Regions from separate parts of the Mus musculus genome. Here all the other regions are linked to region 3. A link is a loop called in an ENCODE intact Hi-C map of the cell type or tissue named here. Cell type or tissue: heart. All regions are shown on one strand. Each heading gives the region's core, and the rest is flanking DNA. Links, peaks and the distances in the headings are about the cores only. Region 1 has its middle 18 kb from the start of Gm32803. Region 2 overlaps Igsf3 (immunoglobulin superfamily, member 3). Region 3 has its middle 5.0 kb from the start of Igsf3. Region 4 overlaps Ttf2 (transcription termination factor, RNA polymerase II). Region 5 has its middle 8.1 kb from the start of Gm32803.

Region 1 (6,011 bases), core at 404-5,403, 57 kb after region 3:
CCAGTTGCAGGGGATCTGACACCCTCCTCTGGCCTCTGAGGACACTAGACTCACACGTGGTGCACAGACACACATACCAAATCCCGCACAGCTTAGTCCTGGCACCCTGCCTGGTAGAGAAGGAACGATAAAAGACAAACTCTAAAGAAATGGCAGACATCCTTCTTAGAATTGGGAACAAAACACCCATGGAAGGAGTTACAGAGACAAAGTTTGGAGCTGAGACGAAAGGATGGACCATCTAGAGACTGCCACACCCGGGGATCCATCCCATAATCAGCCTCCAAACGCTGACACCATTGCATATGCCAGCAAGATTTTGCTGAAAGGACCCAGATATATCTGTCTCTTGTGAGACTATGCTAGTGCCTGGCAAACACAGAAGTGGATGCTCACAGTCAGCTATTGGATGGATCACAGGGCCCCCAATGGAGGAGCTAGAGAAAGTACTTAAGGAGCTGAAAGGGCCTGCAGTCCTATAGGCGGAACAACAATATGAACTAACCAGTACCCCTGGAGATCGTGTCTCTGGCTGCATATGTAGCAGAAGATGGCCTAGTCGGCCATCATTGGGAAGAGAGGCCCCTTGGTCTTGCAAATTTTATATGCCCCAGTATAGGGGAATGCCAGGGCCAAGAAGTAGGAGTGGGTGGGTAGGGGGGTGGGGAGGGGAGGGGAGGGCATTTGGATAGCATTTGAAATGTAAATGAAGAAAATACCTAATAAACAAAAAATAAAAAATAAAAATCTTCTTTTAAAAAGGATATAGACAGGTATGAAATTGTCTAAAAAGGAATAAAATATATTTTAAAATATTAAAAAAGAAGAAGAAGAAGAAGAAGAAGAAGAAGAAGAAGAAGAAGAAGAAGAAGAAGAAGAAGAAGAAGAAGAAGAAGAAATGGCAGACATGCATACAGAAAAACTGAGGTCAGGTAGGCTGTGCACACTCTGATAGAGTGAGTCTACGAGCTACTATAACAACCCAGAACCTCACTACATTTATTATCTAGAGCACGGGAGAGGGGTTAGTTACGGTTGGTAGGGGGTGTCTATAGGCAAGCAGTCTCAAGGCTGTAAACACAAGGGAGGAGGAAGCTGAAGTTGCCAGGTTTTGTACACACGAGTCACATATTTGGGTAAAGGAAGGCTTTGCCTTTCCAAACCTGCCCTGGAGGAAAGACATCCCCAGTTTCTCTTAGGTCGATTCCATGTCCTTGACATGGCCAACCCAGGTCACTCGGTACCCACTCCTTCGGGACTTCAGTCTCTCGGGACTTCACCCATTCCCTATATATAATAGATGCAGGCAAAGCACCCATAAACATAAAATAATTAATTTTTAAATGATTAACATTAAAAGTTTCACAGGTAAGCACCTCATTTGTGTCCCCTGTTTCCTTTCTTATCCCAAGCTGACTTGCCTACTAATCCACATGTGCAGACTCAGAGAGGAAGCCCCTGGGGTGGCTAGCTGGCTCATTCACAGGAAGAGGCGGGGCCCAGATAAACCCTTCCCAGCATACCTCCGTGCACGCTTCTCTCATCGAGGTCCACCAGGTCTCCACTGCCCCCATTACTCCACTCATCTTCCGAATGCATCACCGATCATGTCTCCTGGATGCCACAGCCCAAATCACCTTCCTGTCTCTGGAGGCAGCCCACAGACATATTCAGGGGTGCCCTCCTAACCCTGTGTCTCTCAACCCAATTCAATTTGTAATCAAGACTGTTTGTGTCAGATAATGTGTGCTATGTAGAAAAGCAGAATTCTGCCACCTCACATGGGTACTGAGAACCGAACTTGGGTCCTCTGGGAGAGTAGTGAGTGCTCTTGTCTTTCCAGTTGCAAGAGCTTGTTTCTTGTTTATCCACCAGCCTGGTGCTGTGTTGTCCAGGTACCAAACCCCCAGTCTGGTGGTTTCTCCATTGTACTGTCTGGTTTTGTGTGTCAGCTTGACACCAGCTGGAGTTATCACAGAGAAAGGAGCTTCAGTTGGGGAGGTGCTTCCACGAAATCCAGCTGTAAGGCATTTTCTCACTGGGTGGTCAAGGAGGGAGGGCCCATTGTGGGTGGTGCCATCCCTGGGCTGGTAGTCTTGGGTTCTAAAAGAGAGCAGGCTGAGCAAGCCAGGTGAGGCAAGCCAGTAAGTAATGTCCCTCTCTGGCCTCTGCATCAGCCCCTGCTTCCTGACCTGCTTGAGTTCCAGTCCTGACTTCCTTTGGTGATCATCAGCAATGTGGAAGTGTAAGCTGAATAAACCCTTTCCTCCTTGCTTCTTGGTCACGATGTTTGTGCAGGAATAGAAACCCTGACTAAGACACCTAATTACAAGGAACTCCAAGTCCTTCCTACCAAACAAACAGATATAAAGTAAGAGAAAACACCGGAGGTCTTGTTAGTTTTTTGTTCTGTTTTGTTGAAAGACCTTCCTGTCCTCTTACCCCCAAAGCATCACTTTTTGTCACGACTGAGTGAGGAAAGCAGTCACCTCTGAATGTCAGGGAACCCGGCTGAGTGGCTGCCTCCAGCAGGAAGGCCAATCAGGGTCAGGCATTTTTAGTGGTCCATGAGCCACCTCTGCCTCTTGGTGGACAGATGTGTGGCAGTGTGGGAGCTCATGAGAAGGTAGGAGTGTCTGAGGGAGAGGGAGCCAGGAGGATCCTGCAGACTATAGAGTCTCGTGGTTGTTGGTGGCAGCTAATGGAGGCCTCTGCTGGTCACTCAAAGGATTTGCGGTATTTCTATGAACCAGGATGCCATTTGTGGGCTTTGAGCATTGATGGTGGGAAGAAGAGATCACAAAAGAAGCTTGACGTGTGGGAGGAAAGTGTGGCGCCTACCCTCTGCGATAGCTAATCCTGGAAATCAACTTGACTGCCTCTGGAATCAGCTGGAACTCAAGCGGCTGGGCATGGGACGCTTTTCTTAATTGGATCATTTGAGGTGGGAAGGCCCACCATAGAGATGGGCCACACTTATTGGTGGTAGTCCACATAAGAGGCCTTGATTAAAGGAAGCTTTTGCTTTTTTGCCTGCTTTAATAAGAGTTCTTAAATGCTTCAACCTCCCTTCTAGCCCACCTACCAGAAGAAGGGGAAAAGAAAGGTTAATAGGAAACGGGGTGGGGGTGGGGTGGGGGGTGGAGCTGTTTAGAAGTAGTTCTTTGGGGGCGATTCTAATCTTCGCATTGTCAGGATATCAGCAGTCCAGTCCAAAACACCACACATGAATCAGTAGCCATGGCTCGATCCAGAAGACGTCTTGAGGCTCTGCTGAGTCACCATGAGTTTGTAGAAGGGGCAAGAAGCAGCTGGAATCCCACGTGAAATTCTCTGGCTCGTTTCTCCATACAAAGTCATGACACCTGAAGACCACTCAAGACCAGCAAAGTGTTGCAAGGTGAGCCAATGCAAGAGCATCCTCTTAACTCTCTGTGACGTTATATTTATAGTCTTTCTAAATGTCACGTGACCGCTCAAACATCCACTACGGCAAAACATCACATGCCCTTCCAGAAAAACATCACATGACACAGCCGAGTCTCCAAAGAAACCAACAATTTCCACTTCAGCTTGCTCTCACTCTCCTTAGCAGGTGTTAGAACTCACTTTCTCGGGATTCCAATGTAGACTGAAGACCAGCAGCTCTCTGGGATTCCCTGGGACTCGAGTACCAGACCAAGATTGCTGAGACATTCCAGTCTTGTGGACTGAACAATTACTGGCCTTTCTGTCAGGAGATAACCATTGTTGGGTCAGTCAGCAACAGCCTGTAAACCACTGTAATAAATTCCTATTAAATATATTTGTATTCATTCCACCAATTTTGCTCCTTTTTAGAGAACCCTGACTAATACACCTCCCCACAGAGGAACATAGCACAGCCTAACCCTATGCTGCCTACCTGTCACCTGACAAGACAGGGGCTAGCGTACTATCTACCAACGTTCATCTGTTAGCATTGTAGAATTTGCAGGTATTGTAAGACATCTGTTGCAACCACCCAGCTCTATTGCTGGAGTGCAAAGACAGCCATAATAGCTATGTCAGTGACTGCCGTGTTCAGATAAAATTTTATTTAGAAAAACGGGCAGCCTGTGCAATCAAAGGTTGCTGCTCCTTGATAAATGAGTCCCGGTGTGTGCTGTGGTGGTTTTCTGTCACCATACATTTAGTTAAGGCATTGGTGGTAGTCACAGAAACCAGGCAAGAGCTTGGGACATTGTCATTTCTTAAAAGTTTGTGCAACAGCCACTTCCCATGAATCGAAATTTCTTGTAGCAACACTGTGGTTTGAGGATGAATCACAGCTTCCCACTGTCTGTAAGCAAGTTGTCTCTTGATAAAGGAAATGGCTCTTGGCAGGGCCTTTTTATGATAGTTCAGGCTCACCAGCTATTCTTCTAGAACTAAATACCTTTATTATGTGTAATTAGGACAACAACCGAGAAAAGATGCAAATGTGTTCCGTACATCTTCCTTGCCACAGCTGGGAGTGTTGTGACCTTTTCAAAGAGGAGGTTTGCACAGAAGCACACTTCACATGTGTGGAAGGGGAAGGCAGGAGGGGGAGGTAGGGAGGAGAAATGGAAGCTAAAAGGAAGAAGCAAAAGGGCGAGAGGCCGGCAGGGCGGGGTCCAGGCACTCAGTTCAGCTGGTGCTCACCCAGCAATCCTCTGTCCCCAAGTAAAGAGGATCAAACGATACAGGCCACCATCTCCAACTACCACTGGCTCTTTCTTTTCTGGAATTCCTTCCATCCCTTTGCAGGGTGGAGCTGATGGTTTAACTAGGCAAAGCAATGGAAATAAGAGGAAGAGATGGTAGATGAAAGGGTTGGTTCTTGCCTTTCCTTTCTGACAAGGAATGGGAGTCCGCCAACGTCATCGTCTAGAAGTTTCTTTTATATTGAAAATACCCAAGTGTGGTCACTGGCGTGCACCTAGAGTGACCAAAGAATGAAATGATTCCTCTTTCTCTTCCTCCTCCTCTTCCCTTTCTCTTCCTTTTTCTTCCTCCTCTTCCCCCTTCCTCTTCTACCTCCTCCTCTTCCTCCTCAAGACAAGGTCTCATTATGCAACCCTAGATCCCAAGAACTTCCAATATAGACTAAACTGGCATTGAACTCAGAGATCCACCTACCTCTGTATCTTCCCCGCCCCACACCCCCCATGCACCCCCCACACACACACACACACACCGTGCTGGGATTAAAGGTGGGGCAGTGATGTGCCTGCAGCATGTTGGCTGAGAACTTGAGCTTATGAGTAAGCCTAACACTGGTCTCTAACCTGCTTTCCCACTCCCCATGAGCAAGCTAGCTCCTGATTGGCACCGGTCCTTGGCTCCTCAGTGCAGGTGCCACTGTGCCCATCTCATAGAGTAGCTATGAGAAAGAGGGGAGCCACTGGAGATGAAGTGGTTGCACAATGCTCTGCTCAGACAAATTTCTGGCTTTGCTTCTCAGAGTGCCCTGCCCCATGATGCAGAAACAGAAACAGGCCACAGAGTTGTCCACTCTTCTGTCTCCCACGAGGGTTTCCTTGCTTCTAAGGGACACTACCTAAAGGGACTCGAGAAAGGGACAAAGTAGAAACAAAAGGAGACAAAGGCCACCCACTAGACTTCCATCTCCCTCCAACACTGCCTGGGCTGCTAATTGCGATTCCATGTTAGGTAGCAATGAACCTTTTCCAGGCTGGCTTATAGCTTGAGTGCTCATAAAGACATTGTTAAATGGCTTAGGATCATCAAGAGGGCCCAGATCTGCCTGTTGTCGCTGTTTGTTTGCCATTTGTCCTTTTGCTTTCTGACCACTTCCTGTCTGGAATGCGGACATGGTGGCTGGAGTTCCAGCAGCTTTGAAGTGTCCTTGAGGTTAGGAGCCATATACTGCTACTAATGATGACAAAGAGAAACAAGACAGAAGCCTGGCCTGTGGATGCCACAAAACCAACAGACCAGCCCGGGACTGCTCACCTCCAGATTTATACAGAAAACAAATCTCCGTG
Region 2 (6,011 bases), core at 416-5,415, 91 kb before region 3:
TGCCCACTGACCTTCCCTGCCCCTCCAGCAGGGATGGCCATCTAGACCTGAACCCACCCAAACCCACCCACCCAAGAGCCCCAGGAACCTCTTCCATAAGGGTGGCCTTCACTGCTCAGGATAAAGGGAAAGTGACCAGAAGGTGCCCTCAAGCCCTTAGCCAGCTGTGACCTTCCAGTCCCTGCTCTGCTTACACTCTCTCCCATTCTGAGTAGACAACCAGTCCCCTGCCTCTGTGCCTTTCATCCCCAGCCACTGCTCTGTGCACAAGCCCCACAGCATGTCTTAAAAGCCAACAACATTTTTCTTTGTCCCCAAAACACCCAACATTTATCCTTGGTTATATGTGCCTAATAAAGGCAACTAGACCTGGGGGGGGGGGGGTGTCAGGCTGGGACTATTTCCCCTAGACAGCTGTGTCCATGGGGCTGGTCCTGAACTGACACTATGACAGGACAAAGGTGTCATTCCATATTCTCAGACGTGCACCCTCGGATCCTTTCTCCTCCCTGGCTGTCCCCGTTCCTGCAGAGAGAAGTGTCATGCTTGACCCTGCACAGCTGAGAGAATGAGGGAACACTTACTCTGTGAGCAGGACTCTCTGCTGTCCAGACAGACACCAAGCATGTTTGTCAAGTTGTGAACATGAAGCATGCATTTTGCCATCATCTTCCTGACCGTCAGGTGGGGGCCCAGTCACGTAGGCATGTGATCTATGTACCACGTCTCAATTTGGCCTTAAAAGCTTAAATGTCTTTCTGCCAGGGAGTTCCTGGGAATCCACTGATGCCCTGCCCCATGAAGCCTACTTTACATCACCTGTAGATCCTGGGAACCGGGCAGGTGCAAGGTGTGGCTCAGAATGTGAGAAAATAAATTCTCTCCCCCATCCTTGACAGTCAGAAAGGCAGGAGGGGCCAGACTGCATGTACCAGGCAGCTGTCAGAACTTTGCCTTGGAGCTAGGAAAGGAACAAGGACCAAGTCTGGGGGGGTGGGGCTTGGTAAGCATGTCACCTGGCTGGACATAACTGGATTGCCGGCTCCGTCTTCACAGTGAGCAAGCTGGCTTGGAGAAGATAAATGGCTTACCCGAGACGCAGTGAGGGGCTGAGTCTAAAGGCTCCCCCTTGGCCCACACAGGAATGGACTGAGATGAATGGGGTTCTGGGAACGAGCTACAAGAGCTGTCTGTACAGGCAGAGGCAAGCCGCAGAAAGGACGGCGCCATCTCCCGGGGTGGGGGGGAAGTGCCTTGGGTCATGGTCTCCATGTACTGGCTGAGGATGGACCTGTTAGACCTTCTGTGTACTCTGACCCGTGAGCAGCGCCAGCTCCTTCATTAGGAGATAGGCCATGTTCTCACGAAGCACCTCAGGATGGATGTGCCGACGGGCCCTGCCTAGCAGACATCATGAATCAGAAGTGGCTTCCGATGCCCCATAATGAATTCAGCAGAGAGCCAACGAGCTCCTTTCACGCGCCGGAACGGTCTCTACTTCCCTTTCTAAAAGGATTGCTTGGTGTGCGTGCCTCCTGTGACTGGTGTTGTGTGGTCCAGCTGTCCCTTCTTGTCACTGTGGGTAATTGTGGATGAGAAGGTTAAGATGGCCCAGGCAGCCCAGACGACACTTTGTGGCATGCCACTTTGTTGCCCTGGGCTTTAGTTTTACCAAACACTTGGAACTATAAAGTATAGGGATGTGGGACATAGTGACAGACACAGCCCTTTAAGGCCCCACACACAGACGGTCATTTTCATCATACGCCTCACAGGCAGGTACATGTTCACTTAACCAAGGGCTTAATAGGGGTAATCTTACTATACAATACTCTACTTCCCTTTTTAAAATTTAGCTCCTGGTAGAAATAGGGCATTCTGGGTGGAGGGAATCATGCATAACAGGGAACCATTTTGTGGGTACCCAAGAAATAAACAGCCATGTTTTCACCTCATAAGCAAAAATAACACATTTAAGACTTAACGTGGAACCCTTGTGGGCACCTGAGGGATAAGCAGTTGCAGTTTTAACTTGTGGCTAAGCAAGCAAGCAGCTGAAGGTAGGTGATAAGAAGAACGCAGCAAATAGGGCTGGGTGCAGAGGACAGCATAGGGCTGAGCCTTGGGGATGCGGGATGGAAAAGGGAGGTGGAAGGGAGGGAGGGGTAGGGAGGGGAAAGGAAGGGAGGGAAGGAAGAGGGGGGACCTCCTCTACTTTCTGCCTTCTGTCCCCCCTCCTCTGCTTGTCCTATGAACTCCAAAGACCCAACTAAGTGTGGTCACCTCTAGGGCTTGCAATATTCCAATGTTTCTCAGTTGGCATCTGTCAATCACCCACAGTAGTAACTGGTGTCCAAGTCTCACCACCTGGACTGTCCATCTCCTATTCTCATGCCTGTTGTCCACTTCCATTCATGAGCATTAGCGGGGCTTGGGAAGGGCAGTTGGGTCTCGGCAGCAGAGGCCCTGTGAGCTGGAAGGCTATTCTCACTGGTGTCTTCTTACCCCAAATTTCCCACCAAAGGAAAACTAGTCACATAACCCATAGCAAAGCCAGCTTCCCAGTCTGCCTAGCAGGCCCGGGGGGCACCTGTGTCACAGCTCCAGGGCTGCACTCTTAACTGGTAGGTGTAGAGTTGTGATACATTTCAGCATGTGGCAAAAGTGTCTTGAGAAAGTTTTTTTTTATCATTTATACAAAAAAACATAATTTAGGTTGGGTGAGGGCATGCATAGAAAAGCTACAGCGTGTAAAACTTGAATCTGGTACATCAGTGCCAAGAGCAAAACTCCAGGCCACCCACTGAGCACAGTCCCACAGCAGGAGGTGGCTGCTTCAGTGAGGGGTAGGAGGCCATCAGACTCCAGAAAATGTAAACAGCGTATTGTCAACATAATTTACTACAGGTCTCTGCAGTGTATATAAAACGTCTTTGTGCAGTGGCTTACAAATAGCTTCTCCTTTAAAAAAAAAAAAAGAAACAAACCAACAGTTCTCTACTTCATGCACGGATAGTCTTCTTACCCCATCTCTGTCTTCAACATGAACGCAGAGACACCATTGTTGGAAACAAATATGAAGACTTGCTACAGAAACACACCGATGAGAGAGGGTGTGGTCATATAGTGTCCTGGGACAGGCCTAGCACAGTGGAGATGCTCATAAATGTGACACTGGAGAGGACAGATGTCAGGAGTCTCTCTTGAGTACTCTGATCTCGGAGGACAAAAGCCTCAACAGACAATATGCAGTGAAGCCTTCTAGCCACTTGAGGGCGCCATCACCATTTATCCGACAACACATGTCCATAGACCCAGCCACAGAGAGGTCCTGAGGGTTTTGGATTTTTCTTTTTCTTTTCTGTTTTTTTGTTTTTGTTTTGTTTTGTTTTGTTTTCATAGAAAGCTCAGAGTTTAAACTTTGATTGCATACCCCAGCCCTGCAGAAAATACACGCAAAAAACGGTTGTTAAAATACTGACATAGATTTCTTTGCTCCTTGCAAACGTCCTGCGGTTGCTTTGCATATTTACTTGAGTCTTCTGCTGCTACAGAGCTGATCTGAAATCTTAATCCAGGCCAGCCCTCTGGCGTCAATCTTCCCTCATTGACTCAGCCTAAAACTCAGGAGTCAGCAACTACCCACCAAGAGCCCACACCCATGAATCGAAGGAACAGAACAAAAGACATTCTTTCTTCGTGACTGAGCCAATTTGGTCCCTCTGATGTGTTCGTGCAGCAAAAATGAGAATCAGCAGGGCAGGCACAGGAGGATTAAGGTGGCGCTGCCTGGACACTTCTCAGAGAACAAGAGGGCCAGGAAGGATTGTCAGGCTGCATCTTGCCTCCTGCCCTCTCTGCTCAGCACACGGCCCACACCTAGCAGACTCCTCGGAAGGATCCATAACAGCCTGGCCCAATGACCTGGAAGTCCTGCAGCCTTTGTGTTGTCTGTTTATTCTCAGGACAAGGCTTTGCAGAAATCACTCCTTAAATTTACTTCCACAATCCTGGGTACCTTTTGCCAAGGGGCTCTCTCTTGGGACTCAGGATGCAAATTCCCCAGAGAAGATGTGGCCACTGAAGGATGGGGAAGAGAGGGGTCACGAGACCCTCAGAGTGACAAAAGGGAGGATTTACAATTGATGAGGCTCCAGGGCAGCTAAGCATCTGGCTTAACAGAGTGGAGGCAGTGGAGTTCAGATTTGGGGGCTGAAAATTAAAAGCCACCAGTACAACCAAACAACATAAACATACACGCGCGCACGCACACACACACACACACACACTCTAACAAAGGAAAGTGACAGCTCCTGTTCTGAGTTGTCTGCTGAAAGCAGGGGGACAACAAGAATGGCAAAGGGCTGTGCCTGGTCCTATCCGAGGACAATATCTCCATGGCACTGAGATTCGGGAAGAGCTGCGATGGATAAGGATGCCCTCACCGTCTCCGAGGAAAGGCTCACTGGAAGGAAGACAGAGGGAAGCACTCCTCCAACCTCTCAACCAGGCTCTAAGACGCCCTCCCACGCTCCACTCTGCTAAGCTCAGTGTAGCAGCTCAGCACACTCCACTGGGCCTGTGCACAGGGGCCACTTTGGCCATAATGCTCCCTCCACTCAGGGCAGCCCCTTCAGGCTTCACTAGACATGTCCCCTTGAAAATTTGGCAAAGCACCTACAGAAGAAAGCTACCTGCCCAGGGGTAAGTCAAGAGACCAAGCTTGCCAAAGCCAAGCCAACAACCACCCGTCCCCCCCTCATCCCCAGTCATTGCCTTTGATCAGGGCAACCCTCAGAAACTGGGTGCCGCCTGGAGCCCTTGACCCTTCCTTCAGGTTGGCTCGTTTATTATTATTTTTTTTTTTTTCTTTTTTGGCAATGATGGGACTGAGCCTTTTTGCCTCCCTGACGGACTGGTTGGCTGGCCACCATCTGCTCCTAATAGGGTCCTGCAGGGTTTCTTCTGCACATGTGCAGTCAGTCCTTTGAAGCGAAATTCAATGCTTTCATCTTGACTATAAAGTGGTTCCAACAACTCCGGCTGAAGGAAGAGATAAGATACAAATTGGGCCCACGCTACACATATTTTTCAAGTCTTGCTAAGAAAGTAAAAAAAAAAAAAAAAAAAAAAAGAAAAAAAAAGAAAAAATGTTTGGGTATATTTTGATCCACGGGTGGCATTTTCAAATGTGCAAAAACAAAAATGTCTTGGAAGAGAATCCTTGTTACTATGAAGGCGTCTTCCTCTTGCTTATCAGTTGTGAGAGAAACTCTTCCACAACATTATGGGATCCAAAAGGAGAGGACCCAAGGGGCTTAAAAGAGTACATTACACAGCACAGGAAACCCCATAGCACCGATCTGAGAACATGAGTTAGATTGGCGAGTAGATGCGGCACCTGGAGCTACGCACTAAGTTACCAAAACCAAAAACTAGGAACCTAGGATGTTGGCATCATGACACCTGGGTGTGATCAGCTAACCAGGGCTGCCGCCCAGAGGCAACCATCACCTCGACCGGAAGCTTCCAACAAGTTCCAGGTCTGACTGGCTCCTGCAGAGAAACTGCAGAGTTCAGGTGCTGTCGCCTGTCCAATCACAGAGCACGAAGCAATGAGGAAAAGCCCAGAGGGCTCCCCTGACCCGACCCTGCCATGGGCAACGTCTGCTGGGAGTGGGCAGCCTCTTTAGTCAATGGCTCCCGGGTGGATGCTGAGCACCGGAGGCTCCAGGCAAGTCGGGGAGTAGTTCAGGTGAGGCTCCTTGATCCACAACAGGGGCACCCCGTTCTTCCCCTCTGAGTTCTTGCTGGAGTTCCGGCTTTTGAAGCGCACCAGCAGAATGGTGATGATGAGGATGCCAAAGATGGGGAAAGGGTAGAAGAAGACAAAGTAGAAGAGGGCATCGTTGGAGCAGATGAGCGACTGCAGGGTTGAACCTGGAAGGCAGCAAGGAACCATGAGGATGAAGCCTGGACTCTGTGCGCCTGCTCCCTGCTCCTGAGAGCTC
Region 3 (6,011 bases), core at 441-5,440:
CAGCTCTTCCCTACTGGATCTCTGTGTTTATTTCCTAAACATCGATGTGTGAAGCAATGTCTCTGTTCTCTTAGTACCTTCTTGTGAGAAACACAGACAATGAAACAAGTAAATATATAACACAATGACATGTGTTCTAAAGAAAGTAAGGTGACGGAATAGTGTGTGTGTGTGTGTGTGTGTGTGTGTGTGTGTCTAGTGGGTGAGGTGGGGAGAGGAGTTCTATTCTAGGTGGGATGGTGAAGGAGGATTTCTCAGAGAGGTATTAGAACAGAAACCTGTTTTAGAGTCAGGGAGGAGGAGAAAATGGCAAGGTCTGAAGGAAGAGTCCCAGCTGGAGGAGACAGCATGTGCTAGGCCAGCTAACCTGTTCTGAAATTAAAAGTATTTCTAACATAGCATGAAGAAGAATTGGGAGGAGTGGGATCTGAGAAGCCCAGAGAGAACACAGACCCTAAGACCTTGCGGTCTGGGAAGCACTTCAGGTCATGGGCTACTGAGAAAGGTTAGCCATGGGAACAGAAGAGGAAGGGAGATGACAGGCAGAGGCCTCTGACATGATGCAGGTGAGTTAGGTGAGCGTCAGAGCTTGGCTAAGGGTAGTACATGTGAAAGCTGTAACGGATGGCTGGAGTCTGGGAGCCTCTCAATTGCACTCTCTAAAGAACTGAACATGGAGAGGAGAGAGATGGGGGAGGGAGGGGAGAGAGAGAGAGAGAGAGAGAGAGAGAGAGAGAAGGAGGGAAGGAGGGAGAGAGAGAGAGAGATCAAGGAACCTTCCATATCAGCCAGCTTTAGAGCTCTCTGGCCCTATCAAGCTGCTGTACCCCTTCTCAAAACTCAGTTTCCTGGGTCATCTCCCTGGGCCTCCAATCTTGACCCTTTTCACTCCATAATCCCTTGTCTGTTCCCAGGTTTTCCCTTCTCCATCTTCCCAGATGCAGCCGGTGGCTTTCTCTTTCAGCCTTTGGCCTGCACCACCATAGCAGATTCCCAGCCCTGGGTTCTTTCTACGTCCCATATCTAGGGCTATGCAGAGAATGGTGCTAACTGCTAGACAGGGAGAGAAAGGCACAATTAAAAGAATTCCTTTGTCTCCCAGACTCAGAAGCCATGAGATGAAGTTAGTGTGAGTCGGAACCCGGTGGCCCCTCCAGGGGCTCAGCCGCAGGTTCAAGACTGAGCTGGGCAGGGTCTTTAGGGAAGCAAAGACATCAACAGAAAGGAAGGGCCAGAAGACCAGTCAGGAAATCCACCCTGTGCCGCCACCACCAACCACCCCATCCCCCCACCACCCCCAGCCCAGCCTCCACCCAATCCATCCACCGCCCCACCCCCATCTGCACATTAGTGGCTTGCTTCACAACGCTTTACAATTCAACTTCCAGTCCTCTCCTGAATTGGTCTGGAACAAGGCTGGTACTTTGGAGCCTTGGAAGACCCCTTCATCTCCATCAGAGAGCTCAACACAGATGGAGCCAGATGAAAAAAAACAGTAACGAGGATAGTTGGGATGGGGCACACTGAAGACAGAGCCTAAGAGTCTCAACCAAGGACAACCACTGGACGTGAAGGATCCCGGTCCCTGAATTTCCTACTTCAAGAGAGTCAGGAACTCTAGACTTTCCTAGAATCCTTCCTGATTTCTAATTCTTTTAAACGTTTATTATTTTGTGTGCATGTGTGGAGATCGAAGAACAACGTATAGGAGCCATTTTTCTCCTCTACCGTGTGTGTTCTGGATGTCACACTCAGGTCATGGGGACTGGCAGCAAACCCCCTTGCCCACTAAACCGTATCAACAGCCAAAGTTGAAAATTAGCGTGTTCTTCATTGTTGCTTTGGCAATCCTGGGGACTGAATAGCACCACCCACACACTAGGCAAGTACTCTACCACTGATATATACCCACAGACCCCTTTTGATTTTGAGTCAGGGGTACTAGGTTACCCACTCTGATCTAGAATCGCCTGAGGCTCCTGAGTAGCTGAGGTTGCAAGCTTGCCTGCCCCACAGACCCAGTGTTTAAATCAAATGCTGTGGGGAACAAAATTTATTATTGGGTAAGGTATGACCAAGAGATTCTGTAAGTTTGCGTCTTCCAGATCCACAGACCGTTACAATCAAAAAGGATCAATTATAAATTAAAACAGCAAAAAGTTCGAGTTTTAAGGAAAAACATACAGGGTTGTCTTCTGAAGTCATCCTGTCACATGAAAGAAAGTTGGGGGCCAAGCATTTTGTTTAAAGATAAGCAGACACAGACTAAGCCCCACCCCCACCCCTACCTCCCACCCCTCCACTGTTAGTGCGGACTGCTCTTCAATGGGCTAGTAAGTGTCCTGTGAAAAGAGCAGAGAGCCTCCTACCTCACACAGCTCAGCCTAAGCGAAGCTCGACGTGTGTGCCGAACAGTTCTCCCGAAAGTCAGCCTTCCTCAGTGATTACCCTCCTACACAGACAAGGATCCCCGGAGATGAGACTAGGAATAGCTTACACTGGCTGCCATCTGTCTTCCAACACACGGAGACTGTAATATCTTGAGACCAGGGTAGAGAGTGGGTAGTCCCCAAAGGCTTCGCCCACAGGTGGGTGCTCAGAACCTGGGGTGCGCCACCTAGCGTTACAGAAGTGAGTAGGTTTGCCTCCGGGAGCTCTGATGGCTGGATTATCCCAGAGGGCAAGTCTGGTTTTTTTGAGAGAACATTCTCCATTCTCCACAAAACTGAGCTTGCTTCTTTCATTCCTGATAGAGAACAGTGCTTCTAAAAGATAACGCAGGTGCCCAGGTCCACGTTTATTAACACCTAACTCTTTGTCAAGCTGTTTTGTTTTGTTTTGTTTTGAGATAGGTTCTTACTCTGTATCCCAGACTTCCTGGAACTCACTACGTGGTCCACGTTAACCTCGAACTTGAAGCAGTTCTTATGCCCCAAGTGCAAGGATTTCGAGTGTGAGCCTCCATTCTCAGCTATTTATCCTTTGTGGCCCGAGGTTCCTCTTTATAAATGTGGGCTACAGTAGAAGCCACCCTCAAGTGAGGTTGCAAGTGTTAGTGGTCTGATGAGTGGAAAGAACCTATGCCTCACGAACTATTCTCTATACTTCCGTGTACTGACCAGCCTCCAATGTGCAATGGGCCCAGAGGCAGAAATTCCAGCTTCCCATCCAGACGTTGATACTTAAGTGATGCTCTAAGAACCCTCTGGACCCCAACTTCTGCAAAATGAGGTTGCTTATACTAGCTAGAGAGTCTTAAACTGACTATGCATGAGCTACTGCAGACACAGTTAAAAGTATAGGTTCAATGGGTGGTGGTGGCGAACACCTTTAATCCCAGCATTCAGAGGCAGAGGCAGGCTGATCTCTAAGTTCAAAGCCAGCCTGGTCTACAGAGTCAGCGCCAGGGCTACATAGAGAAACCCTGTCTCATAAAACCAAAACAAGTACAGGTCCCCTGGCCAATCTAGAAGATTCTGTTTCTCAAGAGCTGATTGAAACTTGGCTTCAGAAGACTTTTAAAGGCCAAAACATTGGGATGTGCTGGCTATGGATTGAATGTGATTCCTTGAAAATTGGCTGCCAGTGGCATACTGTTGAGAGGTTGTGGGACCATGAAGAGGTAATTAGATCATGGGTCTCCACTTCTATGAGGGGGTCATATCACAGGAACGAAAGCAGGCTGCGTAAAGCTCGCTGCTTGCCCTCTAGCTCTGTCTCCCACAAAAGCTTTGTGGCACATTCCCGTTCCCACTCCCACTCTACTTTGTCAACACGTACATATGTCACAGGACCCTCACCAGAAGCCCATGTCAATGCCACTGTCTTAGATCCCCAAAACCACAAGCTAAATGAAAAAATTTCAATCATCCAGTCCTTTTTTATCCCCTGATAGTGGTGGGGGGTATATGCCTCACTATATAAACCAAGCTGTCTTCAAACTCACAAAAATCCACCTGGCTCTGCCTCCTGAGTGCTGGGATTAAGGGTGCATGTGGCTGTCTTTTGCTACTTTGTGGGTTCTTCTTTCTTCCTCCCTTCTCCACCCTTTCAATCCCCAAACACTAGATAGGAGAGAAAAAGGAAAAAAGGCAGTGTTATCGTTAGACTACTTCCTGCTGATTTGGGGCAAGTTTGATCTTCAACATCAGGATATTTATATTCTTTCTTCTCCTTCTCTTCCTCCTCCTCCTCCTCCTCCTCCTCCTCCTCCTCCTCCTCCTCCTTTTCTTCTTCACACATGACTTCTTAAACCTCTAACAGCAGCAACCAACCACCAACCCACTACCTGCTCTCGGGGCCCTAACATTTATATACCCTCTGAAAAGTCCCTAGGTTTCCAAATGTCACACAATTGCAAAAACTGTCTGCAGCTGGCAAATTCACGCCCCTGCTAGAGCATGAAGCATCGGAGTTGCTGTGGACAGTCTGAAGCAGCCCCACATCCTACACCTGGGATTAAAAGGAAAACACATTCTTATAGTGTTTCTGTGGTTTTTTTTTTTTAAAAAAGCAACCGATATTTCAAAATTGTCACTACAGGTGTGTGCCACTGGTTTATCACGTAGCCTGGTTTATCACGTAGTCTTAGGAGGTATTTTACAGCAATGGAAAGACTGAAAACAGATTGCCAATCACATCCTCTCTGGTTTGACTTAAGGAGCCCTCTCGGTTACATAGCATCACCTGGAGCCAAAAAATCAAAAAAGCCAGTGTTAGTCCCAAGTATAGTCTAGAGAACATCCTTGCTCCCAGCCTCAAACATTGAGCATTTGATCGGTCCCTGTACTGGCTGGTTTTGTGTGTCAATTTGACACAGGCTGGAGTTATCACAGAGAAAGGAGCTTCAGTTGGGGAAATGCCTCCACAAGATCCAGCTGTAAGGCATTTTCTCAACTAGTGATCAAGGGGGAAAGGCCCCTTGTGGGTGGGACCATCTCTGGGCTGGTAGTCTTGGGTTCTATAAGAGAGCAGGCTGAGCAAGCCGGAGGAAGCAAGCCAGTAAAGAACATCTTTCCATGGTTCTGCATCAGCTCCTGCTTTCTGACCTGCTTGAGTTCCAGTCCTGCATCCTTTGGTGATCAACAGCAGTATGGAAATGTAAGCTGAATAAACCCTTTCCTCCCCAACTTGCTTCTTGGTCATGATGTTTGTGCAGGAATAGAAACCCTGACTAAGACAGTCCCCGTTCCCGAATCACAATCTCAGCATATCCTCTTTTGTTTTGTTTGTAACCTAACAGCCTTAGATCACCTCCTTAGTACACCCAGCTCTTCCCTTTGTGAGATTCCTCCCTTTGCTAAAATACTGGAGAGGCCCTAGAGGCTGCGGGTAGGCTAGACGCCACGCTGCTTGTCATGTCAAGAGTGACTTCCCGGCATTAGATTGGCTGATCCCCAAGCTTTCTCTGCTCCGCGTCGCAGGGCTGCTGGGCTGAGTGCCCATGCTGGCTGCCACTTTCAGCCATGCCGTGGTCCAGGTGAAGAACTCTGAAGAATTTTGTCTTGGTCTCTCTGGTAAGGAAAAAACCTTGGATCACAATGCCTCTCCTTGTACACAGGGGGGTGTATCAGCACAGGTCTGGGATTTCTAAGAATCCCAACCTTGAGTGCAAAGCCTAGCAGAACCTTTGGATGGGGTGATTTTTCTGAGACATCTGTTACCCCATGATCGCCAGGGCTGTCTGGGCTGATTTGGCTGGCATGCTGCCTCTCCCCGTAAAAGAGTGCAAAGACTTTGGCAAAACCTCCCCCAAATATACATGAGCCTGGCTGACAGTTTCAAAGTTCACTTGCAAGTTAATTATTTGGAACTCGGAGCATATTTTCCCATAACAGTAATATGATAGATGCCGATTATATTTCCAGAATGACATGCAAGTGTGCTTAACCCTTCACATGCCTAAATGTTGTTGCCTATTGAAGAAGGGGAAAAGAAGCAGCGAACCAACAATGGAGTTGAAACATCAGGAATTCAATAATACTGGTAAATAACACAGATGCAAGACAGTC
Region 4 (6,011 bases), core at 474-5,473, 410 kb after region 3:
TAATTTTATGATTGAGGTTATCTCAACATGAGGAACTGTATTAAAGGGTCACGGTGTTAAGGTTGACAACCAGTGCCCCAAATACTGACTGAGCTACCCTGAGCAGCCAGTTCCCCCCCTGCTGTTCAGTTGCTAATAACATCAACCTTGTCAACTTTCTATTCTGGTAATAGAAAAAGGGAAAAGGTCTAACATGCTAAGTAAGACTCAGTAAAGTGCAGTTTTCCTTGGGAAGAGCAGGGAAGTCCATATAGATGGGAGAAGTTATTCGTCATGAATATTAAAGGGTAAATAGAAAGTTACCAGTCATTAGATAGTCTTTTAAAGGAACACATTGCATTGGGATACCAAGGCGTGACATAACATGACCACTTCAAGAATTGGCTTGGTGGTTTGGCCAAGAAGGCAGGGGTTATACACACATGATGGTTTTTATGTAATAGTCTATGTTTTAGAATTTATGTGTTCTAAGTCTCTGTCCCCAATCAAAGGCTATCGAAATACTTGGCATCCTTGTTAAAAAAAAAAAAAAAAAAAACTGACCCTAAGTTTGTGTCCGTGCCTGAGGTGGTTAGTTTTTGTCCGTTGCTTCATTTACATGTTCTGTGTGGTTGTTATATGAAATAGTCTGTCTTCCAGCTTCTTCAAGATTGTGCTGGAAATGTGGGATCGTTGTGTTTGCATATCAAATATAGATTCAACCTCTTAAATTTCTACAGAAAACTCTGTTGAGGTTGCATAACTTACACAGGCAGCTTTGAGAGAACAGACATCAATATTGGCTTTTCCAGGCTGTGAGCACGGTGCATAGTACAACTTTAAATTTTTCTCTCAGTGTTTCTGAATAATTTCCATTATGCAGCTCTTACACTCCTTTTCCAAAGTGTATTCCTCTGGTTATGTTTCTGCTGCTGTTGTAAATGGAATGTTTGTCGTTCTGTATGTAGGAAGGGGGTGTGTGCCTCTGTATATTTGTATATGTTTGGATGTGTGCGGGTGCTGTGTGAGGCCAGAGGTTGGTGTTGAGTGAGTCTCTTGGTCACCCTCCACTTCACTTACTGACCTTGGAACTCACCTGTTTGCAAGCCTCGATAGGTGACAGCTTGTCTTAGGGACACTTTGCCTGTGCCTCCTGAGTGCTAGGATGACAGGTCGGCTACCAAACCCACCTGTATTTTAAGTGGGTTCTTTGGTTTTCACACTTGCAAGGAAGCACTTTATTCATTAAGACAGCTCCCTAGCCTATAAATGTGATTAAAATAGATAGATGGGGGGGGGGGAGAGAAATTGATTGATTGATTGATTGATTGGGAGAGTGATTGTTTTCTGTTAGTAGAGTCAGGCTGGCAAATCTTTATTAGGTTCAGTCCTGTTCCCCTGACACTTAAGATCACTTGTCTCTTGATACAGAAACACCAACCTCTATAGGTGGTAGATAGCAACCAGTGGCTTTCTAATTTGCATTAAAAGAACCATGGAGGTTCAAAAGTGGAGACTGAGGAAAAGTGCTTTGAGATAATAGCTGCCAAAGAACTGAGCCGCATGGCACCTTGTTATCCTGTGCCTTCCATGCCCGACTGCAGTAGTTGGTCTCAGTAGCTGGTTTACAGGTGGGTGTAAGTCTGCTCTTCGAGAGGTTGGGAAGGGAATCTGAGTTCCAGTGGTTGCTGGGATTCAAACCCAGCTCCAGCCACTGAACACAGCTGCTTTCTCTGAGTGACAGCTTGAATTGAGGTGGTGAGGCTGAGTGCAGTTAGGCTGAGAGAGCTGGGACGGCATGCCATCGCCTGGCGGTACGTCCAGGGTGTACCTTGCTCCATCTCTCATCTGCGACAGCGATGGTGGGGCTCCAGAAAGACCCTAGGTTGTGAACAGTTAGCTGTGTGATACCATTTGGAGTTTGCTAGTATTTCTTGTATGTTTAGCTACTTCCTTTTTCAGACAGTATTGTGGCCCCTCTTCTGGCGCACACAATATCTGGTTATCCTTTTTCTGTTTGGCAGCCATTGCTGGTCTCTCTCCTTTGTCCTTCATACAGGGAAAAAAAAAGAGTAAACCAGGGCATCCTTTCGGGTATCATATCATTTTGATTCTTGACTTCCAGCCCTAAAAATGTCCTCTGCAGGGGCTGGAGTGATGGCTTAGATACGCTGCTAGCTGTGCAAGCATGAAGACCTGAATTCAGATCTTCAGCACCACGTAAAAACCAGGGGTGACCAGCTAGGGCTGTGGTGAGGCCTGCCCCCTCCTTCTCTCTCTCTCTCTCTCTCTCTCTTTCTCTCATTACGAGTTTAGATTGATGCTTAGTGGTTAAGAGCACTTGGTGCTCTTGAATAAGCCTTGGGATTCTGTTCCCATTACCCATAATATCATGCAGTGCACAACAAAATTGCAGGCCTGAATCGAATTCCAGGGAATCCAGTGCCATCTTCTGGCCCCTTCAGGCACTACATGTATAAATGCAGGCAAGATGCTCATGCGTACACAAAATCAATAAAAACCCGTAAAAGATGAAGCTCTTTAACATTTGTACCTTAATTACCTGTTTCATACTCCATTAGGCTGTTCTTCCGATGTGCTAGAACCAAGGCGGAGGGGAAGCAGTGGTGTGGAAACGTCCCATGGCGGCAGGTAGGCATTGCCCATGTGTCTTCCGCCCACAGAAAGCACCCCAGTCTGTAAGATTGCTGCTGTCCGTCACACTGCCGCTAAGCGCCCTGAAGGGTTTTGTGGCTGCTCATTCAAAGAGCCACTGCTGTGGTCAAAGTTTGATTACTTACCTTCTGTTTTACACAAATGTCTTCCAGTGTCATAAAAGCAGCCAGTATCCTCCTACTTAGGGAAGAAAGACTAACAGCCTCATCTTTTTTTAGATCAGTATTGACTTGATTTTGATATAAGCTAAATGTAATGCCTCGGTTCCTAGACTATAAAAGACTATATATATATATATATATATATATATATATAGACTATAAAAGAGGCCCTATTCTTGTGTAGTACATGGGGACTTGATCTGGGGAACAGGCAACACTCGTAAATAGAGAAATCCACATTGTGGCTGTGGATTCCTTGTGAATTTGGCATTTTTCCTTTTTAAATGCAGAAGCCATACTAGGCACGGACTGTACTTACTGTGTTTCCCTTTCCTCCAAAAGGACATTTTAGATACAAGGCAGCCCTATTTTATATTATAATGTCTATTTTCATTATCTATAGGATCCTAACCCTAAAGAACTCTCTGTAACCAGTAAGCCTCAGCAGCCATCTGAGTCACAGCTTCACTCTCCCAGCCAGCCGAGAAACCCATTTAGGGTGCTTAACAAGAATCAAAAAACACTCGAACGAAAACAGTTTGTCGAAGAAGGTGAGAGAAAGACAGCTGATAAGAAGCTGAGAGAAAACAATGAGCAGCTCTTGGATCAAAGGAAAGAACAGAAGCCCAAATCTAACAGCAGGATGGAGAAGGACCCCTCATCTGACCTGGTGGCAACTAGACAGTCTGGAGGTGACAGGGAAGAACAAGAGAAATCAAAGTTCCAGCCCAAAACTAAGAAAGCTGAAGGAATGGCTTCCAAGCAAGGCCATGGAGAGGTGCTTCAAGGAATACCCAAGGGTCCTCACATGTCAGAGAGTGAGAGTCGAGGGGTCCCGAACAAGCCAGAGACTCTGAGAGAAAAGGAAACCCAGCTTTTGGTGCCAAGTGTTCCTGGTCAGAACCCAGAAAGCAAGGTCCAGAAAGAGGGACACGTCAGCAGGGAGCCCCTCAAGAACGGGGAGGCCCCTAGTGCACAGGTCACCCAGAGGGGGCTCGCTCAGGGGCCTCTCCAGGGACCATCCAAGACTTGGAGGCCTGTTCCTGAAGCACCAGCAGCACCTGAGCTTTGCTCGGGAATGGCCCACCATGCCACCTCCAGCAGTGAGGACAGCGAAGATGATGGTGTTTCCAGTAGGCCGGGGTCCCCACTTCTCTTTGACTCGACTGTGGACTCACAGAAGAAGGGGAGCCTTCAGCATTCTGACCAGAGTGTGCAGAGACAGATGCCTGCTGCTTCAGGTGTTTCCAAGAAGGGAGATTCCTCTGACCCAGCAGCCCAGCGTGCAAACCTAACAACACAGCTGAAACAAAAGAAGGTGAGTCTGCAGTGTATACTGCCCTGGCAGAAGACCCCAGTTCGGGTCCAACACCCATGCCAGCTGGCTTCAAACCCCCTGTAACCTCAGCTCCAGGGTTCTGACAGCCTCTCTTCGCCTCGGCACCTTCACTCACATTTACATACTTATCCACAGTTTCTGTGCATACAGATACACATAATGAAAACAAACCAAAACAGCAGGCCAGTCTTGACTTGTGCTTTGTCTCTAAGGCAGTGGTTTTCAGCCTGTGAGTTGGAACCTTGTTGGGAGTCAATTGACCCTTTCACAGGGATTGCCTATGACTGTCAGAAAACAGACATTTGTATTATGATTCATAGCAGTAGTAAAATTATAGTTATAAAGTAGCAGTGAAATAATGTTATGGTTGGGAGTCACCACATTATGAAGAACTGTGCTAAAGGGTTGAAGCATTAGGAAGGATGAGAACCACTGCCCTAGGGTCAGGGTGTTCCTGTGGGCAGCTGGGAGCTGCTCGCAGAGTTGAGTACATTCCTGAGAGGGCTTTCTAGGGGACTGCTTAATACCTGCCTTTCCTGTGTAGACGTAGGCTTAGTGTGCTAGCTCGGATCTTATTTTGCTTTTTAATCCTGGTTTTTACATTCATAATTAGAAGATCATTTTGAGTTTTGTCATAGTAAGCCAAATTTAAAAGTTTGAAGCTGTCCTTTAATAACTTGAGAGGCCAGTTGTGTTTGACAGGATCTGTTTTTTAGGGTACCCTGGCTGCAGTGAACATCCAGGCTCTCCCTGATAAGGGTGAGAAGTTGCTTAAGCAAATCCAGGCTTTGGAGGACGCACTCAGTGCTCTGGCTCTCTCCCCAGAACAAGGTATGATGGGGTTTGCCCTAGAACTCAGTGTTTGTGAACGTGTCAGACACATTCCGAGAAAGGTTGAGTTCATTTTTTCTGCCTTATTGTTGGCTTCCAGGCGTTCTCCTAGTGATATGTGCTGGTGTTTGTCACAGCGCTCCTGCACGCTGTGCTCTGAGAACAGCTGAAGCTCAGGCTTCTCTGGGAGCCTCCACGGGCTGCATTTGCTTAGGGTCTTCACTTGCTTGTCTCCCTTCAGTCTGTTTTCCCTTGTGTGTTGAACAGGAACTAAAGAGAAGTGCAGCGCTCAGGAACCAGAGCAGAGCAACATCACCAAAGCTGCTGCTGCCCCTCTCCACTTGGTACCTCCCCAGCCCCTTCCCAGGCCCCTCATCCAGCCTGCAAGCTCTCTAGGACTAAAGGCAGGCCGCCAGGAAACTCCTGAGGGAGCCAGCCAGTGCTCAGGAGGTAAGGTTCAAAGGACTTAGCCCTGCTGTGGCAAGCTGATAAGTTATGTGCTGCCCAGCAGATATTTGCAGCCACTCGAAGGGGAAGCCGTTTATTCTTGGATTGAAAGTTGCACGTGTGTTAGATATCTGATTCTCTGTAGAGCTTTGAATAGTTGTTTTCAGACTATGAAGCTAGGGGCTGGTTACTGCCTTATGCCACCATAAGCCCACCCACCAACCCAGAAGTCGATACATAGGATACACAGACAGTATTGCGTATGAAAACCAACTTATTACTATGAGGCAGGTAGCTAGCAGGTAACATTTTTATTTCCCTGTATGAAAGATGGGGGGATGGGTCAGGCATGCCTAGAGGCAGAGAAGAATGACCTAAGTGGTGACCCGTGCCTTCAGACACATAAAAAGTAGTAACTCCCTAGTTAGCTAGATTTCTGTTGCTAACTTCCAGACAACTTTGCAGGTCCCTAGGAGAGTCTTGGTTGTTTTGTTTTGTTTTGTTTTGTTTTGTTTTAAGGTTTTCTTGGTTTTATTTGTTTTTTGAAAGAGGGTCTCACCTGTTTCAGAAGGCTGGCC
Region 5 (6,011 bases), core at 348-5,347, 67 kb after region 3:
AGAAGAGATAATAGCACGCAAGACGGGAAATGCAAAAATAAATTAGTCTACGGGAAAACACCAATTTGAAAATATTTCGTAATGCCTGATTTGTGTGATTTGTGAGAAACCTCTCCATGGTCGACATGCATGGAATTCTCTCTTTAGGAGAACTTAAAAATAGGTCAGGTCAGCCCCGATGGATTGGACAGGTTAAGGTGTGAGTTTCCTCTGTGGGAGAGAGCCCAGCTGGGTATTTTCAGGGTCTCCCATTAGCCTGTGATCCTAAGATTCCACTTATGGGCACTTTCTATGTCTGTCATTTTTAAAGCTGGTTAACTTGGTGGCTTCATTATTTCCCATCCCCTCCCAATTCCCCACGGGGGCTCTAACTAAATCAGACCACATTTGGAGTCTGTGTTTCTCTCTGGGCAGCACATTTCAAAGGGCCATTGGCCTGTTCCACCTTCAGAGAGCAGAGCCAAGACAAATGGGTGGAAGTCGCTCAGAGACACATTTTGACTCCATATAAGAAAGCCTCGTCCCGAGGACGGGAGGAGGTAGTGGGTGCTCCGGGAACACCAGGGGAAATGATGTCTCAAAGGCTCATGTAGGTTTCTTTAAAACCTCGCTAATGTCCAGACTCAAGTACTAGATCTATGGAGCCCAACAGAAACTGTCCACTGTTCGGAGGCGCCTTCTCCGCCATCCTCCCTACAGGGGCCATTGATGTGAGTGACCTCCGACCGGTGCCAGACAACCAAGAAGTTTTCTGCCATCCTGTGACCGACCAGAGTCTGATCATAGAACTTCTGGAGCTGCAGGCCCACGTGCAGGGCGAAGCGGCTGCGCGGTACCATTTTGAGGACGTTGGCCGGGTGCAGGGGGCTAGGGCTGTGCACGTGCTATCTGTGCAGCCTCTCTGTTTGGAGAACTTATCCCTGAGAGGATGCTGTCAGGATGCCTGGTCCCTTTCTGGCAAGCAGCAGGTAGCTAAAGAAAACCAGCAGGTAGCAAAGGATGTCACACTGCATCAGGCCTTGCTGCGGCTGCCCCGGTGTCACAGCAGGTCTCTTGGCCCTGAAAATCTGTCATGTCCACCTTGGAGCCTGAGTAACTTTGAACAGCTGGTAACTAGTTTGACTCTTCATGATCCCAACCTCTTTGGTCCCCAGTAAAGATCGTTGAGACACAACGTGCTACTGAGGACTCGGGGACCCAGTTCTGAGAGGGGGAGTTTCTTTCTGCTTCTTCCCTGGATGTAAACATAAGACACTTCCTCTGCAGAAATAAACTTGCTTTATGAAGAAAAAAAAAAAAAAAAAAAAAAAAAAAAGAAAGCCTCGTCCCTCCCTAGCCCCTCCCTCGTTCAGAACCTCTCACACAAAGCCAGGCCTGCTTTCTGAGGCATTGCTCCCAGGGACTGAAACGCGGGCGCATGGGGTATTCGAATAGCTGTCAACGTTGTTCCGGAAGAGATTTTTTTTTTCCCCTGAAGTTTCCTTCCAGTTCTGACACTGTGTGATTGATTGGTTGATTGTCTGCCTTCTCATGGTGTTTTACCAAGTCAACAACTACTTTTTACTTCTTTGATCTTGACTATTACCTTCACCCGTTCCTACTGGGAAAGAAAAACAGTTGGCCAAAAATAACACGGAATGACAGTATTCATCATGTTTCTTATTTCTGTGACCAAATATATGGCACAGGCAACTTGAGGAAGGGTTTGTGGGCTGAGGGATACAGTTCGTCGGGTGCGGGGAGGCATGGTGGCGGAGTGTGAGGCGGCTGGTCACACTGAACCCACCATCAGAGAGATGAATGCTTCTTCTTTTCCCTATTTTTTGGTACTGTGGGACCCCAGTTGATGAGATGAGGCCACCCCCATTCAGGGTGGGTCACTCTTCCTCAGTTCTACCTCTCTGCTAATGACCTCAGTGTCACACCCAGAGGTGGACCTTCTAGGTGATTCTACATCTGTTGAGGTTGACAGTGGAGAAGTACCACCATACCGCCCTACATGCATAGTAACAGGGCTTGGCCTCAGGCCTGCCTGTCCTGGAAGCTGCTCACCTTCCCAGCTTCCTTTGAGTCCCTGCCCCATCTTCGTTCTCCTGGTTCCAGCTCTCCTAACCTTAGCCCCCTTTGCCTTGCTCCTCCAGCTGTTTGTCGCTTGCCCTTCTGCCTTGGGCCAGTGCTCTTTCTTGGCTTGGAGAAGGTTCATGCCCCTTCCACCCCTGTCATCCCAGGCAGGTGGCACTTGAGACCCCTTGATGCTACTGACAAGATCACATCTGCCTACTGTAATCTTTTCTTTTGTAATGTAATAAAAAGAGGTGGGTTGCCCTGACAATTGAATTAAATCTATTCCTAAAATTCTCTAGCAGGGAACAGGTGAGTGTTTTAGGCCCCTGGAAGCCTGTGCTGGGATGACTTAGAGTGGAAAGCAGACTACTCATGTGCTGAATGCCAAGCACTGTGGGTGCCTCTTGCCCTTCACAGATGGGCCTCCTGCTGCCTTGAAAGGCAAGCCTTTTGCCGCCTGTCAAAACTCTGGTCATTCAGCAAAAGCATGCACAGAGACCTTTAGAAGCCTTCACGGTCTATGAGGATGGAGTTTCTCCTTCTTCATAGTTGAGCCTCCAGGGCACCTTTTCTAAACACCCACCATTAATGCAGGCACAGCACCATGGGGTGTGTGCAGGCACACACACACACACACACACACACACACACACACACACACACACGTTTGTCCTTACTTTGGCATCTAAGCCCTTGTTACATGCATATCTTTGCATGCCCACTCCCTGTCATAGTACCTGGTAATATTAGCACCTTGCAAGATCCAGAAATAAACTTTTTGGGGGGATCAAAACCCATCTAACCAGTCTGTTCACCCAGCATGCTCCTGGCTTGCTATTCTTCCTTCAATTAAAAAATAGTAATAATAAAGACATCCTTGTAGGTGTGCTTTAGGTAGGGAAAACCCCAAGAGAGGGTCCTGGACTCCCAGGTGCTAATGAGGAGGAAGGGATGAAGGGGAGAGAAGGGCAGAAGGGACCACACTGAAGACCGGCTGGACCTTCCTCTCTGCTGAAAGTTGGAGAGTAGCTGGAAGTGGAGGGGTGTGAGGATGGGTCATGAGAGTTCCATGCTCAGGCTTTTACTGCCGTGCACAATTATCCGACAGAAACAATTTCGGGAAGAGATGGTTTATTTTGGCACAGGTCTCAGAGGGATTTCAGTCTCCTGTGGTGGGGAAGTCATGGCAGCTGGCTGGCCACTCTACTACCTCCGGAGCCTAAGACAGAGGCTTCTCACAGGTGGAGACCAGGAGGCAGAGCTTGCAGGCCGGAACTGTCAAAGCCTGCCTCTAAGCCTTTCAGTCTTAAGGACAGATTCCGACAGCCAGGTCTCATTAGTTTAAGGCGCTGAGACCTTCCAAACAGCGCCACCAGCTGGCAAGAGGAGCTCACTGCAGAGCCTGCGGGGGGAGTCATTTCACATTCAAGCTCAACTCTGTTGCTTAGCTTAAGAAAGTTGGGCCTCCCCTCCCTCCCTCCCTCCCTCCCTCCCTCCCTCCCTCCCTCCCTCCCTCCCTCCCTCCCTCCCTCCATCCCTCCATCCCTCCTTCCTTCCTTGCGTCCCTCCCTCCCTTGGCTCCTTGAGCTCACCAGCTTGAGCCAGTGTAGGCCAGGACTGTTCCTGGAGCCCGTGATGTGCTTGTGTTCTGGAATGCTTGAGAATCAAAGCAGCTAGCTAGCTTGTCCTCCTGGTGTCTACGCCACTTCCCTCAAGTTGTGCTTAGTTTTTAATTGCTCCATTTCTTCCCTTTGTTTTCCTAGTTAAAGGCCACCAAAGAGTGGAATTGGGCATTTCAGCCGTTTGTGGTCACCGTTCATTTCATGGTCCTGTGCATTTATTAACTCTTATTTCCTCTCTATAATCTCCCTTTCCCCCTGATATTTGTAAAAGCGCATCTTATTCTCCTTAATTGCATTGCTGGCATGATCTAATTCCTATTTTCCCCTTCCGTATCTTTGCTTTAACTGGCGCTACATTCCCTGTTTTTCTCCCTTTCTCTTTGCAGACACAAATGTTATTTCTTTCCCTCCAGATCTCCTTCAGTCTTCAGGGAGATCATGTTGATTGTATTTTGCTTCTCATTTAGAAAAAGTCCCCGACTGAATTTTAATTATGTGTGGGTCCCTACTTGCCCAAAAAACACCCAGCCCCAGTCTAGAGTCAAACAAAGTGCTCCAAGTCCCTCTGTAGCAGGGGCAGGCGACTCCTCTGAGTCCCTCTAGTCCCTCCCAGGGGCTTCAGGTCCCTCCAGTCCCTCTGCGGCAGGGGCAGGCAGGCGACTCCTTCCGGTTTACTGCCTGGATGGAAAGCTGAGCCTGGGGCAAGGAGGAAGAAAGGAGGCTGCCTGTCTGATGGCTTCCTTTCAGCTGCTGTGCACAGACTGGGGTGAAACTAATGACAGAAAGATCTAGATGCCCAGCGGGCTCTGCCTGGTAGATAATTAGGTGTTCATCGGCAGTGACGAGGTCACTCAACTTCCCGTTTGTTGGTAGCAGGTCTGAGCATCCATCTGAATGCTGGCCATTTTGCCATCTGTGACTCAAGCCACCACAACCCCAGCACCCCTGTGTATTTTGCCCGTCCCCTCATTTGGCTCCTATCTTCTTCTGTTGTGACCCCATGGCTACTTGTGTATCTCTTTTACCTATCCAAAATTTAATCCCCCTCCTTACTCTTTTGCAACATAAATGAGTTTTGGATTCCATAGTCCCCATGGCTATTAGCCTGGCTACCTGTTATTCTACAAACATCCGTACTCCCATCCCCACTCTTCCTTCAACCCCCATGTGTGACAACCATCAGTTGACACCACATTGGACATCCCCATTAAACACCCCAGGCCAACATGAGCATGGGGTGGCCATTCATCCTCCTCCCTCGATTGACACCTCTGGTTTCTCTCCTCATTATCTCTGCCTCCCTCCCACCCGCCAAACCCACTCGCCACCCCTGTCACCTAGCCTTAGGGAAGCTGACTTTGTCTGTAATCTAGGAACCACAGGTGAGGATCAGACAGAATATAGTCAGCAGGGTTCTATCCTCAAACTATCCTCCTTGGGCCAGGGTGAGCATGTGACAGATTCGGGCCAACCCCACTCAAGAGGGCATTATTGCGGACATCTAGAACAAAAAGCTTCTATTTTGTAAACATAAAACAGCTCTCACCTCAGAAGGAATAAAAGATAATTTGCCAGTCTAATATCTAATATTGGTGACCATGGCCTTGGGACATGGATTCAATCAGACAGTCTTGGACAGTGTGTTCTAATGAATGGAAATGGTTTCATAGTTACCAAAAAAACAACAACAACAACAACAAGCCATAGGTCAATGTTGAACACACTGGTGGAAGTTCAAGGCATATTCTAACAAAACAAGTACGTCTCTGTTCTAGGTTTCAGATGTTGTCTGAGGTCATTCTTATCTTTTGGGCTGGTATATGCTAGCAAACTATTAATTCATTCCAACCTGTGTCACCAATAGTCGAAGGATGTGAGGCCAGAGGTGAGCACTGAATAACTATTAAATGGACTGAAGATAGCCCAATATAAATTAGTCCTGGATCTGTAACATTGCAACTCACCACAATCTCGGGCTTCTAGTCAATTTATCAGCCATATAGAATCCGTTACACAGGTGTGGCTGCCCCACTCTACCCTCCCCAGGAACTTCAGGTCGCATTAGTCTTCTGAGAGAACTTCCAGACAGGTCTGAGCTGACAGTAGACATCTTTAGCACCATATGTGAAGAGCTGAAAATGAAGTCAGAGTAGAATACCAATAGACACGGGAGAACAGAGCTTTGATCTTACCGCCTCCACTCATGTCATGCTTGAGCCCCACCCCTGCATCTCATCCACAGGCTAATCAGGCCAGCACCACCTCTGACCCCAAGCTCTCCCTACATCTGACCTCACCCTCCTAATCCTCCCACTCAAACCCCAT

Evidence for each region. Hi-C counts contacts between places; a loop is a spot of excess contacts. Peaks named below come from ENCODE experiments on the same cell type or tissue, not always from the same donor. Only the 100,000 strongest peaks of a DNase experiment are listed, where the experiment ranks them.
Region 1: a loop joins it to region 3, with 2.2 times the contacts of the local background. A loop is called at or near these places in 13 of 42 quality-filtered maps.
Region 2: it touches region 3 in a loop (7-fold over the local background); 19 of 42 quality-filtered maps call a loop at or near these places.
Region 4: a loop joins it to region 3, with 2.4 times the contacts of the local background. A loop is called at or near these places in 2 of 42 quality-filtered maps.
Region 5: it touches region 3 in a loop (2.3-fold over the local background); 12 of 42 quality-filtered maps call a loop at or near these places.

Annotation. Positions count from the first base shown.
Region 1 is chr3:101,311,834-101,317,844 of GRCm38, reverse strand. No RefSeq gene overlaps it. Among named protein-coding and RNA genes, the nearest start is that of Gm32803, 18 kb to the right of the region's middle. In heart, for the core only: a CTCF peak has its summit at 2,714 (motif pointing left); no DNase peak of the experiment used is centred there.
Region 2 is chr3:101,459,716-101,465,726 of GRCm38, reverse strand. Igsf3 (immunoglobulin superfamily, member 3) reads right to left here. Exons shown (of 11, transcript NM_207205.2): 11 at 2,667-5,940. The coding sequence ends at 5,690. Among named protein-coding and RNA genes, the nearest start is that of Gm40109, 45 kb to the left of the region's middle. In heart, for the core only: a CTCF peak has its summit at 3,271 (motif pointing right); no DNase peak of the experiment used is centred there.
Region 3 is chr3:101,369,098-101,375,108 of GRCm38, reverse strand. No RefSeq gene overlaps it. Among named protein-coding and RNA genes, the nearest start is that of Igsf3, 5.0 kb to the left of the region's middle. In heart, for the core only: a CTCF peak has its summit at 2,623; a DNase peak (open chromatin) is centred at 2,568; H3K4me3 peaks cover 346 bases; H3K27ac peaks cover 450 bases.
Region 4 is chr3:100,960,676-100,966,686 of GRCm38, reverse strand. It overlaps Ttf2 (transcription termination factor, RNA polymerase II), which reads left to right. Exons shown (of 23, transcript NM_001013026.2): 4 at 2,562-2,631; 5 at 3,220-4,134; 6 at 4,872-4,986; 7 at 5,254-5,436. Among named protein-coding and RNA genes, the nearest start is that of Ttf2, 6.0 kb to the left of the region's middle. In heart, for the core only: a CTCF peak has its summit at 2,446 (motif pointing left); no DNase peak of the experiment used is centred there; H3K27ac peaks cover 404 bases.
Region 5 is chr3:101,301,707-101,307,717 of GRCm38, reverse strand. It overlaps the pseudogene Gm10355. Among named protein-coding and RNA genes, the nearest start is that of Gm32803, 8.1 kb to the right of the region's middle. In heart, for the core only: a CTCF peak has its summit at 3,431 (motif pointing left); a DNase peak (open chromatin) is centred at 3,437.